3 separate regions of the Homo sapiens genome follow, and all the other regions are linked to region 1. The links are chromatin contacts, found by Hi-C in ENCODE. All regions are on one chromosome and are shown on one strand. The core of a region is the stretch at or near the end of the contact, and the rest is flanking DNA. Distances in the headings are between cores, read along the strand shown. Region 1 overlaps KCNQ5 (potassium voltage-gated channel subfamily Q member 5). Region 2 overlaps KCNQ5 (potassium voltage-gated channel subfamily Q member 5). Region 3 overlaps KCNQ5 (potassium voltage-gated channel subfamily Q member 5).

Region 1 (4,441 bases), core at 874-3,373:
TAAGATGAAAGAAGAGTAGAGGAATCTTAGATATATAATTTTATAACTTGCTTTGCAGATTATAAAACTGTCAGAGTTTAAATACTGTAAACACAAATACAAATCTATATTGTTGAATTATGTTTATGTATTAACAAGAAAACAACATTAAAAAGTATTCTAAATAACTAACACATATGCCTTCAATAGTGACCCAAATTATCAAGCTCTGCAGCCCTAGTTGTCTGCTGGATTTGTCCCGTGATCAATTTCGAGTGAGGGCTGCCTCAGGGGAAATTCTGTGATCAAAAGGCTCTGGGTCACCTGAAGGATGAGCCTTGGGGTCCGTGCTTTTAAGACAGATAAATGCTGTATTTCTCATGGAGAGTCAGAAATCAGAAGATAGAATTTTCCAAACTGGAAGAGGGAGTATTTCAGTCTGTTTTCTGATGTTTATAACAATATCTGAAACTGAGTAATTTATAAGGATGAATTTATTTCTTACAGTTATGGAGGCTGGGAGGTCCAAGGTGGGCAGGTGTATCTGGTGAGGGCCTTCTTGTTGGTGGGGACTCTCTGTGGCACCCTGAGGCAGCACAGGGCATCACATAGCAAGCAGAGTGAGCATGCTAAGTGCTAACTTAGGTCTCTCTTCCACTTCTTATAAAACCACCAGTTCCTCTCTCATGATAACTCATTAATCCATTAACCCATTAATCCATAATTTATTCATACAGCCAGAGTCCTCATGATCTAATCACCTCTTAAAAGTTCCACCCCTCAATACTGCCACATTAGGCATAAAATTTCAACATGAATTTCGGAGGGGGCATTCAAACCATAACAGAGGGATGTGGAATGCATGTCGGTAGTGTAAATTAACCCAAATAACCAACATAAAGTGAGGGGTTAAGGGGGAGAAACCCACATCCACCCCACAAACATAAGATCTGCAATCACAAGGGGGCCATTCAGCAACCTTCAGAAACTTAATAATATCCCCATAAATGAGGGTGCAGAGTAGGTAAAGCACTGTCATCTCCTCCAGAAATCATTTCTGATCACCTCTACCAGTCTGGGTTAAACACCCCTCTTCTGCATTCCCATATCAACCTGGGCTTCCCACCACCTTGCACATCACAAAGTGAATTTTAACTGTCTGCCTACTTGTCTGTCTGCCCTACTAGACTGAAAGTGCCCAAGCAATAGGATTTGTTTCTTCATTGCTGTATCCCTGGCATCTAGCACAGAAGCTGGCATATAATAGGCACTCAATAAATGTTTGATGAATGAATGAATGAATGAATGAATGGACAAATTCTCGAGTCCCACTCATCAGGCATCACTAGGGGAGGCAGCCACATGGAGCTTATCTAGAGAGCTCCAAGCTCTGGACAAATGAAACTCTCAAATCCTATCAGAGCTCACAGTCGCAGCAACCATTGTCTTGCACCATGCTTGTAGAGAGGAAGAGACCAAGGACCAAATGATCATTGTCATCACGTAGGAGGCTTCTTTAACTCTGCCAGCGCCCAGCAGTTAACAGTTCAGAGCCTAACACAATACTCAGCACAACGTCATAGGTACTCAATGAATATTCATTGAAAGAATGAATGAATCAGTCACTTTAGCACTTCCTTTCCCTTCCAAGGTAATCCTTTGAAAAATTAATGGAACTTCTTAACTACTTCTTGCATGAAACTTCAGACCTCACTCAAGGACGGGGAAGCATTTCAGTTCTGATTAGAGGTCTGACACCAAGGCACACTAATGCCATGTCAATGGGTCTGACATGTGCGACTTAGAAGATTTTGCAAGCTGGCATGAATCATGATCACTTCTTTGCATGAGAGCAGGGATTGTTCCACCCCCAACACACTCCACCACCACATGCCACCATCACCCCAATCCTGTCTCTACTCCAGTGGCTCTCAACCTTGGCCACACATTAGCATCACCTGAAAAGTTTTATAAAATCTTTGGACCATGCCCTGGAACAATTAAAACAGAATTTCTGGAGGTAGGACCCAGGCATTTTTTAAAGCTCCCTAGGTGATTCCAAAGAGCAGCCAAGCTTGGGAAGTACTGCTGTCTTGACAGTCAATCAAACTGCCTCTTCAGTTCACAGTTGGCTGAGCCCTCTCCGCCCTTGCACATGGTTTGGCTGCTGGCTGGGTCCGTCCATCTGTTTGGCGGTGGCAGCAGTCACTGCTGCTTCTGTTTTCTCATCGTTCTTATCTCTGCATATTCATATGCAATATTTTTACCCTAATTTAGAGGATTGGAATAAGACTTTTGTAAGATTTTAGAACTCATGGCAGCACAACAAATGCACCTACATTTCCTTATAAGTGCACATGTGTTCGTGTGTATATATAGATGTCGTCTACCCAGAGTTTCACTTTGCTTTAGTTATTTCTTCATGCTCAGAAAATTGTATGAGCAGACTTCAGTTTCAAGAGGAGGTACTAGTTTAGGTTTGTGATGAATCTTTTACACCCTCTAGTGGTACTGCTGGGGCATATCAGTTTTGTGCAATGGGTTTATTAGACTCCTAGTCTCTTCATAACCAACAGCATCAAAGGAGACTAACCTTAGAGGTCTTTTGCTCTTTGCTGCTGTATTAATCCCAGTGATGCAATCTACCCTCATGAAGAAAAGAAGCAGATGAGTATGTAACTTATTCCTCAGCCTTTTGCTGGTCCTCCAAAGGGCTCGTCATAGGTACTTAATGAATATTCATGAAAGAAAGGATGAATCAGTCACTTCAGCACTCCCTTTCTCTTCTAAGGTAATCCTTTGAAAAATTAGTAGAACTTCTTAACTACTTCTTGCATGAAACTTTAGACCTCTCTCAAAGAAGGAGAGACATAGTAAAAACAGGACATTCACTTAGCAAAAGTGTATTGAACACTTACTATGTGCCAGGCACATGTGAGTAAAAACAATCATATCATATCAAAGTGTCTTTTTCATTGTTGTTATTTTGTGTTAAAGTATGAAGATCTTAATGTTAAGACAATAGAGGAACCTTATGATTAAGAGCTCAAAGCTGGAGCCAAACTGGTTCACGTCCTAATTCCACAATTACTGGATGTTTAACATCAGGCAAGTTACTTAACCTCTCTGTGCCTCAGTTTCTTTATCTGCAAAACAGGGATGGCAATAGTACCCTTATCATAGGATTATACTATAAAGTGCTATCTAATATTATCATTTTAATCATTAAATGTATCTTAAAGGTCCTAATTTAACTCTAGAATGATTTGCCCAGAAATTCCTTTCTAGTAGGAAATACACAAGTCATATCAAACTTCTTTTGTAAGCATGTAAGAGGCCACCAAGGTCTTCTGCTTCTTCCCCAGGCCAGTTCATGGGCTTTCATTTATTCTTGGCTTCAGGGCATTTTCTCTTAGCTCTTCTTATCTAAACCAGGGGTCAGCAAACTATAGCCAGGGGATCAAAATCTAACCCAAGGGGCTTGTTTTTATAAATAAAGTTTTATTGAAATGTAGTTACACTCATTCATTTATTTATTGTCCTATGGCTGCTCGCATGCTACAGTGGCTGACTTGAGTAGTTTCAGCAAAGACCATACAACCCACAAAGCATAAGATATTTACTACCTGGCCCTTTATAGAAGAAGCTTTCTGGCCCTTGTCTAGACTCTGAGTCGCTCTGGGCTTGCTCCCAGCTGTGTTTAGAGAGTAAGACACAGAAGGTCTGGGCTAGCCTATGTGAGAACTAAGCATGAAACCAGGTTTCACTCTTCTACCTGCCAACAAGGACTCCCCTACTCCTCTGGTCTCCCCTCCACCCCCTCATCCTGTAGTTAAAGCCCTTAGTATATGAAATGCAAGTCTTAGAAAAAAAATTGAAGAATTGAAAGACCTTTTGAATTCGTAGTTGATACCTACTTTGGGACATTTTCCTCAATTTTCAGCACCCACATATTTTTTCCTGGTGTCTAGAATTATTGAACTCTGAGCTTCCTTGCTCCCTGCAAGTAACAAGATAATGGCCTACTCTCTCCTCTTATCAAAGGCTAATTGGGTAGCTTTTTGCTCATGATATACGTTGGGAATATATTACATATATTTGCTGGAAAATATACCCTGTAAAGCAAAACTAACAGACTCCAATGAGACTGATGTATATATCCTACAAATGAGGTAAAGTAAGCAGACAGCCCCTAAAATTTGTGATAAAAGGGAAAACATTACAATTACTGGAGGTAGGTAACCCATATTAGCCATGGACTGATTCCCAGAAGGGACCTTATGAGAGAATGCAGGTGGCCAGGTTGAAAGGCAGATGTTTTCCAAGTATGGGATCCCCTCTGGAAAGACAAGGACAGAGATGAATAAATGACTAATGTGGCCTTGGATTCATTTGTGTGAGAATGTCAGAGCATACAAGGCAGAGTAGGAGGTCAGATCCATAGACAGCCTAAACATTCTCC
Region 2 (4,387 bases), core at 113-2,612, 430 kb before region 1:
TCAGGACCTTTTAATCTAATGACTCAGCTCTTCTGTGTCTCTGTTTTTCTTGCACTTTGTCTTATTGCTTTGCCATTTAAAAATCCAGCCATGAAAGGAATTTTGGAAATTGTGTTCTTTTCCATGTATGTAATTGCTCCTTAAAACTGAAAAGATCAATTAGGAAATTATTGGCTCCTTCGTACTTCTTTTACCACCTCTATTTATTAATTGATTGAATTGGGTTCGCCAGGTTTAGCTCTTTAATATCAGATCAATAAAAGATTAAATGTTTAAATTAAGTGAGCACACATGTAACTTTCACACTCCTTGCAATTTCTAGGAGCCACATCCAATCATTCAGGATTGTCAGTAACGGCAGCAATCAAGGCTAGAATCAGAGTACTTGCAACTTTTCATTCTTTTTCCTAAACTTCAGCCTACATTTATGGGAATAATAATGCAGCCATACTTTCCTCAAACTCAGTTTATATTTTTGTTTGAAATTAAAGCAGCTTTTTGAGACAAGAATTAAGATTGTTGCCCTGATGCTAGTCATAGTGAATTTCTAACCCTTCTAACCCTTCTTAAAAGGAGATGGTCGTATTTGTTTCCTTTGGATGCCGTATCAAATTACCACAAGCTGAGTGGTTCAAAAGAACAGAAATGTACTCTCTCACAGTACTTGATGCCAGAAGTTTGAAGTCAAGGTGTGTCTGAAGGTCATATTCTTTCTGAAGGCTCCAGGGAAGAAGCCTTCCTTGCCTCTTCCTAACATCTAGTGGTTCCTAGCAATCCTTGACCTGTGTTGGCGTGTAGCCGCCTCACTCCGGTCTCTGCCTCTGTCATCACATGGCTTTTTGCCCTCTGTCTCCCCTGTATCTCTAACTCCAAATTTCTCTCTCCTTATAAGGACATCAGTGGTTGAAATTAGGGTCCACTGTAATCCAGTGTGATCACATCTTAATTATATCCGCAAAGACTCTATTTGCAAAAAAAAAAAAAAAAAAAAAAAAAAAAAAAAAAAAAAAAGGGTCACATTCACAAATACCAGAGTTTAGGACTTCAACATTTCTTTATAGGAGACACAAATCAACTCACAACAATGGCATTATTGAAACTTTTTTGTAATTTTTTAGCATTCTATTCTGTGGGATACTTCCCCTCCCAGCCCAGAAATTTATGCCAGTTACTAATTTCATCAAGATTATTCCCCTTGCTACCGATTGCCACCTTATTTAAAAGTCTGCATTATTGTTGACCTGCCCCAAGACCTGGTTTCTTGATACCCAGTCTTCTCTTTCTCATGATTTTCTCCGTGCAACTTGTTAAACTTTTACTTTCTTTCAGAAAGCACTGGGAGGCAGTTCAGATGTACCAGGGTAGACAGGCTAGTGATCAAGGGTGAGTCAGGGATTTGCTGACAGGTACTAATGGGAGTAGTCATTGAACTAAACCTGAAGCAACAGTGAAACAAAACAAGGTTTGCATCACTTCTAAAGAAGATACTTAGAATTGTTTTCTTCCTCTTGCTTCAACAACTACATTGGATATATTTAGCTGAATGCTTTATTTTGACTCTAAGCAAAATCTCATAGCAACATCTTTTCTTTCAAAGTACCATTAATGTAATTTTGAGTACAGGAATAAGGAAAAAAGTTAGAAAATTTCATTGAGGATAATAAATTGAGACCAAACACTACCAGATAATACATCAAGAACATTAACATTAACAACATCCTTTTATGTTATGCTACATTCTTGTGTTAAACTAATGTATACCATACATTATAGATACTAATGTAGTAGTTGCGGAAAATAATGACGCTCTTTGATTCTATCTAGCAGAACTGCAAACTCTTAATTATAATAACAAAAGATTATGTGTTACACTCTAAGTCTTGCCTAGAATGATACAAGATATGGATTTTGAGTTATTTTAAGGATTATAATCCTTATATTTATGTTCTAGTTCAGGGGTTGATGATAACCTAAGGTCCAGAATTTGGATAGGAAAAAAAATGTATTTGTTTTTCCTAACTCTAACTGATATTTGATATCTCCTTCAATTATTAATGTAAGCCACAAACCTCAGGGGTTATGGCATCAATAGAAATCCTAGATTAATTTTAAATTATATCACAGGTATTGAATATATCTCAAATATAATTTATACTTAGCACTTCTTCAGAATTATGTTAGCTACTTAGACCTGCTGTGATACCTTATTTAATGCATTAATAAAGAATTCTTTTAATATTTTGATAACTATTTCTATATACTCATTTTTCCTTGGAATATTTTTATTTTATGCATTTTAAAACAATTCTGTTGAAAATAGTTCCTCGGGCTTCATGGGACTGCCAAAGTGGCCCATGACACAAAATCGGATAAAAATTTCTCTGCTAGTTTTAGTACCTTCTGTTTCATGATGGCAAATTAAAAGGCAGGTTCAAATGTCAGCATTATATACTACAATTTTCTTTCTTTCTCAGTCAGACAATTCATTAATCATCTGATATTTTTTATAATACTATACCTAACATGGGGATAAATGACTGAAAAAACAGGGTTGTAAAAATAGAAGCATAGCATACATTCCTGTCCTCAATGATATTCAGTCTAGTTAGTTACATAGCATATGAATTGCCATTGTCCATATCATATCTTAAAATAATTCTTATACTGTATTTTTATAATGCTTAAAAAATGTACTCAAAATGCTGTCCTCTGTAAGAACTCATTGAACACCTTCAACAGGGTTGTTAAATTGGTAAAGCAAGATCCTACTAGGTTTATAAATAAAGAAAAGGCTTTCCCTTAAGTAGTGAGAGATGAAGCAAGAAAACACTCAGCTCTCCCAAACTGTAGTTCAGTGGGACTTTCATTTCACATCATTTCCTTAGAAAAATCCTACGTCAGAAAATCTTCAGTCTTTTTCGTTGTATAATCTATACATCTCCGAAAAGTGTAAGATGGCTTGTTAAGAATAAAGTGTGGTTTGGTTGTGTAAGACCAACCAGAAAGGGGAAAGGGAAGAGGAATGATGTTGAGATTGGGAGAGTAGTTGCTGTCTGTGATCTTTTATACAGTTGATGTGTGATAGTTGTTTGTTTGTTTGTTTGTTTTTTTAATTCCAACCTGTTCTTAAATGCAAATACAAAAACTAGAGAAAGAGATGGAATCAAGCTAAGGTTAAACTCAAAAGTGACTTCAGTATCAACTTGTTGGTTGTATGTAGCCTTTCTGTCACAGAACTGTGCCCTGGGTTCTTTTTACTCAAAAAGTATTCCATAAAACAACCGCCTATTGGTGCATTACTTCACAGCCTGTTATGAATGAGAATCTTGAGTCCCACCCCAGACTTAATGAATCAGAATCTGCATGTTAACAAAATTCTCAAGTGATTTGAATATACAGCAAAATTTGAGAACCACAGATGACTTTCAATTCACCCATAATAACTGAGAAAAGACTGTAAATTCCTACACCTTGTTCTTCCATAATTTAAGGAGTTTCTTGCTTTGTTTCTACCTTCATTAAGGGATATGAGGCCCATGCTAAGAAAAATGCGTTTAATAACTACTTTGAGTGAAAAATCTCACTAAATCAGGCAGTTGTTCCTAAAGAGAATTTAAACAGATTTTCATCATAGACAGCATGGTATCTGAGACAAACCTGCCCCTGTTGGTGCTGTACCAGGCAAACTCAGTGAATGTAAGTGGGAAATGTTTTGGGAGAACAAGAAAGCCCAAGTATTGCATTTAGGCAAATCATAAGTGCATAGTGTGCCAGAGAAAACAAATGTTTTTCCTGCACTGGCTCTGACACGTTCACACATGAATGTGTTTCATTCAGAAAAAGTAAAGGCTCTAGAATGGCACAGTCTGGTTTTATGAGAAACAGATGTGCCATGGTTCACCCACTCCCTGACCACCTGTGGTTTGCCCATGACTCAACTTTCTTGAATGAGGGGAGTTAACTCTTGGATTCTGAACAAACTCTAAATTACATATTTATTTTCTTCCTCCTCATACTTCTTTTCACCACTCATTGCCATGATAGAACCTTACAATTCTGAGAAGTTTGAATTCTCAACACCCCAAAACATTTTCATTTAAAGTTGAATCCTTGCTAAAGGTGAATCCTTGCTCTGATATTTAGATTGAGATTCTGTTAAAAGTTCAAATAGAATACCAATTTATCCAGCTAGTTAGAGTGATTTTTGGTTTATATTTTAAAGCCACCTGGTTATGAGGTATCTTTACTTACTGCCTATTTTGTTGGTTGAGGATAGGAATTATTACCAGTCAGAAATATGCTTTTGATGTCATTGGTTAGTCACTTAATTTTCAGCTACCTCTGTTTATTGGAATAATGTGGAAAAATTAAAAAAAAATTTCTCAGA
Region 3 (4,487 bases), core at 1,184-3,683, 490 kb before region 1:
CTCAGGTGTTCTGTATCTGTTTATTTCTTCAGAAAAAAATAGGTTAATCTATCAAATAAGGGAACATATCTCAAAAAGTCATAAAAGGGCTAAATTATATGATTCTATATGATTATCTACTGATTTTTGTCACTGTAAACATAATCTGGATAATTCAGATTTAGAATGTGTGTGTGTAAGTAAATATATTTTAGGACAGTTCTTAACTTATCAGTTAATTGTGTAACTCTTGTATTTAATTTACAGAATCTATAAATTACATTTATATAGTGAAGATGAGTTACCTTGAGCAGCCAGAAGTAGCATCAATACCAAGATCCTCCAAGGCTGTATATGAAGCGTTACTGAATACTTAAGCCAATATTGATTGCTCTCTGCTCTGTTTCCACTGACATTGATTGTCTGGACCATATATTTGAGTGGAAAATCATCTTTCTTAGGATGTTATGTCTATTGTATATGTCTTATCTACCTTCCCCAGAAAAGCTGTGAACTCCTTAGCAGAGAGATCATGACCTATACTTCTATTTAATCTGTTCAGCAAATATTGAGTGTCTACCATGCTCCAAACACTATCCTGAGGACAAGAGAGACAAAGAGAACCGTAGGCCCTGCCTTCAAGGAGCACATGGCTAGTGGAAACAGACAGTAAGTCGACAATGACAATACATGTGACCATATTTACAGTGCTCCAAGAAGTTCAGAAAAAAGCCATCTGATTTGGACTGGGAAGAACATTATGGGGATTTAAGGAGATAAAAAGTGAAAGCATACTTGAAGTGCTAGGCAAATGATGGATGTAAAGTAAGTTTAGGAAAGTCCTGAGTCACATTTTACTTCTGTTTATATTATAAGCATTGTGTCTCAAACTGTAGAATGATGTTTCATTTATTTGGCTTTTTCTAGGAAAAAGAAATGAAATATTTTTCCTAAGAAGTGAAAAGAACCCATAAGAGCTCCAGTTTGCAAAATGCTAGTCTTTTTATTGATCCCTTTTTTTTTTTTTTTTTGACATGGAGTGAGTCTCTCTCTGTCGCCCAGGCTGGAGTGCAGTGGCGTGATGTCGGCTCATTGCAACCTCCGCCTCCCAGGTTCAAGCGATTCTTCTGCCTCAGCCTCCCAAGTAGCTGGGACTACAGGTGCGCATCACCATGCCCAGCTAATTTTTGTATTTTTAGTAGAGACGGGGTTTCACCATATTGGCCAGGGTGGTCTCAATTTCTTGACCTTGTGATCCACCTGCCTCGGCCTCCCAATACTGATCACTTTTTAAAGTGTTCTAAATGCATGTTACATTGCTTTCTTAATCTAACTATACTGAGCAGAGTTTACACTTTATACTGAGCAGAGTTTACACTTTATTTGAAGTTTCAGAAATAGCATTCAGAACATCTTCTTTTGTACAACACAGCAACTTCAGGGGCTCTTCAAGATTTCCCAGGTTACTAGGTTCTTAAGGTTCACTCTTTTAAGAGAGTTTCTTTCTTTCCCATTGTCTAAGTCTAGACTAAGATCCAAGTTTACTTCCAGCATTTCTTTATCTTTATCCTTCTTCATTTGCAGCTTCTTCTTGTTTATGCTTTGGGAAACCAGATGAAGAAACTGGTCCAAATTACAGTATACCTAAAAGGAGAATTTACAGGGTCTCTGTGGCAGAATGGAGTTCCCGCTTGTAAATAAATATAAAAGTTTTAGTGCAAAAAGATATGCAATCAATTTTTACTGTCATCATATCTGTTAAAATTATTGTTGATTTCTCTCAGCAATGTTCAATACAGTTGAGGTTTCTGGATAAGTTATCTAAGTATATACGGAGTATGGTCATACATTAAAAAAATACAAAAGGTTTCAGACAGCATTTAATGTCATTCTTCAAATTCTTATTAAAATTGCATCGTATTTATCTATAGACAATAATTATCCACCTAACTTGTTTGAATGTTCTATAATAATGCAAAATGTCTATGATTGCAAGAAAAGTGAGTTTTTAAAATTTTTGGTCTTTTGGTGTGTTTTTTTCTCATTGTAACTGAATTGCCCAAAAATATAAGCTTGGTAAAAGCTTATTACCTCAAGAAATATTTCATGTCAAAACAGAGCACATGTTAAAGTAAAAACAATTCTTTAGAGTGAGAAAAACATTATAGCTATAAAAATAATTAAAGAGTTTTGACTATTAAAAATGTAACCTTAAGTCATTAAATGTTCATTACTCATTCAAAGTTCTTGCAGTTGGGAATTTACTGATGGCCTATTTGCAGTTAATTTTGAGGTTTAAAGTAAATGAACTTACCAGATATAACCCTTTGGAGTCCTGGTTAGAAAACAAAAACCATGCAGCTACTCCCATAGCTCTACAAACCTGTGGTGCTTTCAAGCGTCAATGGCGGAACAGAATGAGTAAGAGCAGAGACAAGGGGGCAGTGACTAAGGGACTTTAAGTCATGAGTCTAATTCCCCTGGGACATAGCTAGCCTTCACACAGAAAAAACAAAACAGAAAATCTCCACCAAAAAGAAGCATTCTTCGATCTCAAGCAACATCCCTAACTCATCCAAAGTGGTCATTTGTCCAAGGGGGACTAGATGAGACAGCATCAACCCAGAAAAATTAAGGAGCATCTGGCAGATGGGGAATCCCAAACGGCAGCCTCGCTAACAGAGTAAAACACATTTGTGAGAGACCCACAATGGAACATTTCAGTCCCTTTAGAAAGTTTCAGAGGTGGCAGACTTTGTAGTAGCTGAGAATTTGTGTTTAACTAAAAATTGGAAGATTATATATACTTATACCCACAAAGTATTAGGCAAATGGTAAAAGTTTTAAAATTATTGATACTGTGGTAAAATTTACATACCTGAAATGCATTACAATTCAGTGACATTGCATGCAGTTTTAAAATAACTTAGCTATATTTAGTTTTTCTAGTTGAAAACAAGCGTTTTTTTTTTTTTCAACCTCAGTGCAACAGGAAAGTGAAAAACAAAACAAAAACCCATAGTAAGTTGACAGTAATCTGATTGGGTAACTGATTTTTCTTCTGTTTCGAGAGTTATTTAGTTATTTAAGAGTTACTTAAAGAGTACAAGATTGAATTTGTAACTTGAATTTCCAGATTTAGCTAGAGTGGCTTACAAAAGCATGAAAATGGCCAGGCGCGGTTGCTTACGTCTATAATTCCAGCACTTTGGGAGCTGAGGTGGGTGGATCACTTGAGACCAGGAGTTGGAGACCAGCCTGGCTAACATGGTGAAACCCCGTCTCTACTAAAAATATAAAAATTAGCTGGGTATGATGGCGGATGCTCTAGTCCTAGCTACTCAGGAGGCTGAGGCAAGAGAATCGCCTGAACCCAGAAGCCAGAGGTTGCAGTGAGCCGTGATCCCGTCTCCAAAAAAACAAAAAAGAAAAGAAAAAGAAAACATGCTGTTTCCACAGAATTAATTTGTTACAATCAAACATAGTTGCTGTCCTATGTTTATTAATATAATTTCATCATCATCATATTTTCAAGTTACTCTTCCTAAATTTTTTTTACCTGCTTCTGAATCTCTGTTCTTTGGTTCCCACTCTTCTCTTTGCCTCATCTCCCTCACTGAATTGTGTGTTTCATGAAAGGAAAGTTTGTTTCCTATTTAGGGTTGTGGACAGAAGATTGGTAAAATTTCTTGACACCTACTATTGAATCAAGTTTACTTAATGTAAAACATTGGTGTTCCCAGTTATTTGTAAATCTACAAAAGATTTACAGTAGAAGAGGCAAAGCCTGTGAAGTGTCAACATAAAGGCTGCTGCTGCTGTCAACATCTGTTCCCCCAACTGCATACAGAACTCTAATGGGGCAGCCCATGCCTCCTGAAATCTGTTACCAAGAAAAAAAAAAAAAAGCCTAATAGTACAATACTTTTTATTTCTTAAGCCACAACAATAGTGAAACTGTATGTGTTCTTTTGCAGTTTTTTTTCCATTCTTCATAGGAAAGATGCTAAAGTATAATTTCATTTAGAATACCATATATAAATTATATATAGATGTCCTTTAAGAATTATAAAAATAATGAAAATTATATTTATCCTTTATGTCTTATGTTTTCCTTAATATTTCCTAAAGAATTGTTATATATCAGAAAACAATTCAAAATATTCAGAATTATTAGCCTCTTAACCACTGTGTTTATTAGCTTAAACTAGTAATAGAGAGCAAACTGGCTTTTCTTCTTAGCATAGGTTTTTGGAAACTTGAACTCAAAAATCAGTAAATTCAAAAGGAGTTATAGTTTCAGAGTATTTGGCATAATATATTTGAAAAGAATATTCCCTTCACTTATCTTTGTTTGCATTAGACTTGTGTTAATTATGTGATTCCTCTCCATAGCCTCAATAATAAAGAGATCTCAAGTTGGAATGTATAGTTCTATTTTTCATAAGTATCATTTAAAAACCGATTTATAAACCCTATGACTTATGAAATATTTGTGAACAAAACAC

The links. Hi-C counts contacts between places; a loop is a spot of excess contacts on that map. Pooled maps may share reads with other maps.
Region 2: a loop to region 1 is called in a map of mammary epithelial cell, with 5 times the contacts of the local background. The contact joins two enhancer-like sites. A Hi-C loop is called at or near these places in 1 of 168 maps with a recorded cell type or tissue (mammary epithelial cell), 9 of 37 single-sample maps with no recorded cell type and 5 of 50 pooled maps.
Region 3: a map with no recorded cell type shows a loop between it and region 1 (9-fold over the local background). The contact joins two enhancer-like sites. A Hi-C loop is called at or near these places in 12 of 37 single-sample maps with no recorded cell type and 5 of 50 pooled maps.

The regions. Positions count from the first base shown.
Region 1 is chr6:73,178,733-73,183,173 of GRCh38, forward strand. All of the region lies in intron 11 of KCNQ5 (potassium voltage-gated channel subfamily Q member 5), which reads left to right. Among named protein-coding and RNA genes, the nearest start is that of KCNQ5-AS1, 37 kb to the left of the region's middle. Within about 2 kb of position 2,124, at least 3 of the 41 ENCODE cell types and tissues checked have a DNase peak (open chromatin) inside an H3K27ac peak, as active enhancers do.
Region 2 is chr6:72,745,094-72,749,480 of GRCh38, forward strand. The region is part of intron 1 of KCNQ5 (potassium voltage-gated channel subfamily Q member 5); the gene reads left to right. Among named protein-coding and RNA genes, the nearest start is that of KCNQ5-IT1, 120 kb to the left of the region's middle. Within about 2 kb of position 1,363, at least 2 of the 41 ENCODE cell types and tissues checked have a DNase peak (open chromatin) inside an H3K27ac peak, as active enhancers do.
Region 3 is chr6:72,686,843-72,691,329 of GRCh38, forward strand. The region is part of intron 1 of KCNQ5 (potassium voltage-gated channel subfamily Q member 5); the gene reads left to right. Among named protein-coding and RNA genes, the nearest start is that of KCNQ5-IT1, 59 kb to the left of the region's middle. RefSeq lists an enhancer at 2,541-2,660. Within about 2 kb of position 2,434, at least 2 of the 41 ENCODE cell types and tissues checked have a DNase peak (open chromatin) inside an H3K27ac peak, as active enhancers do.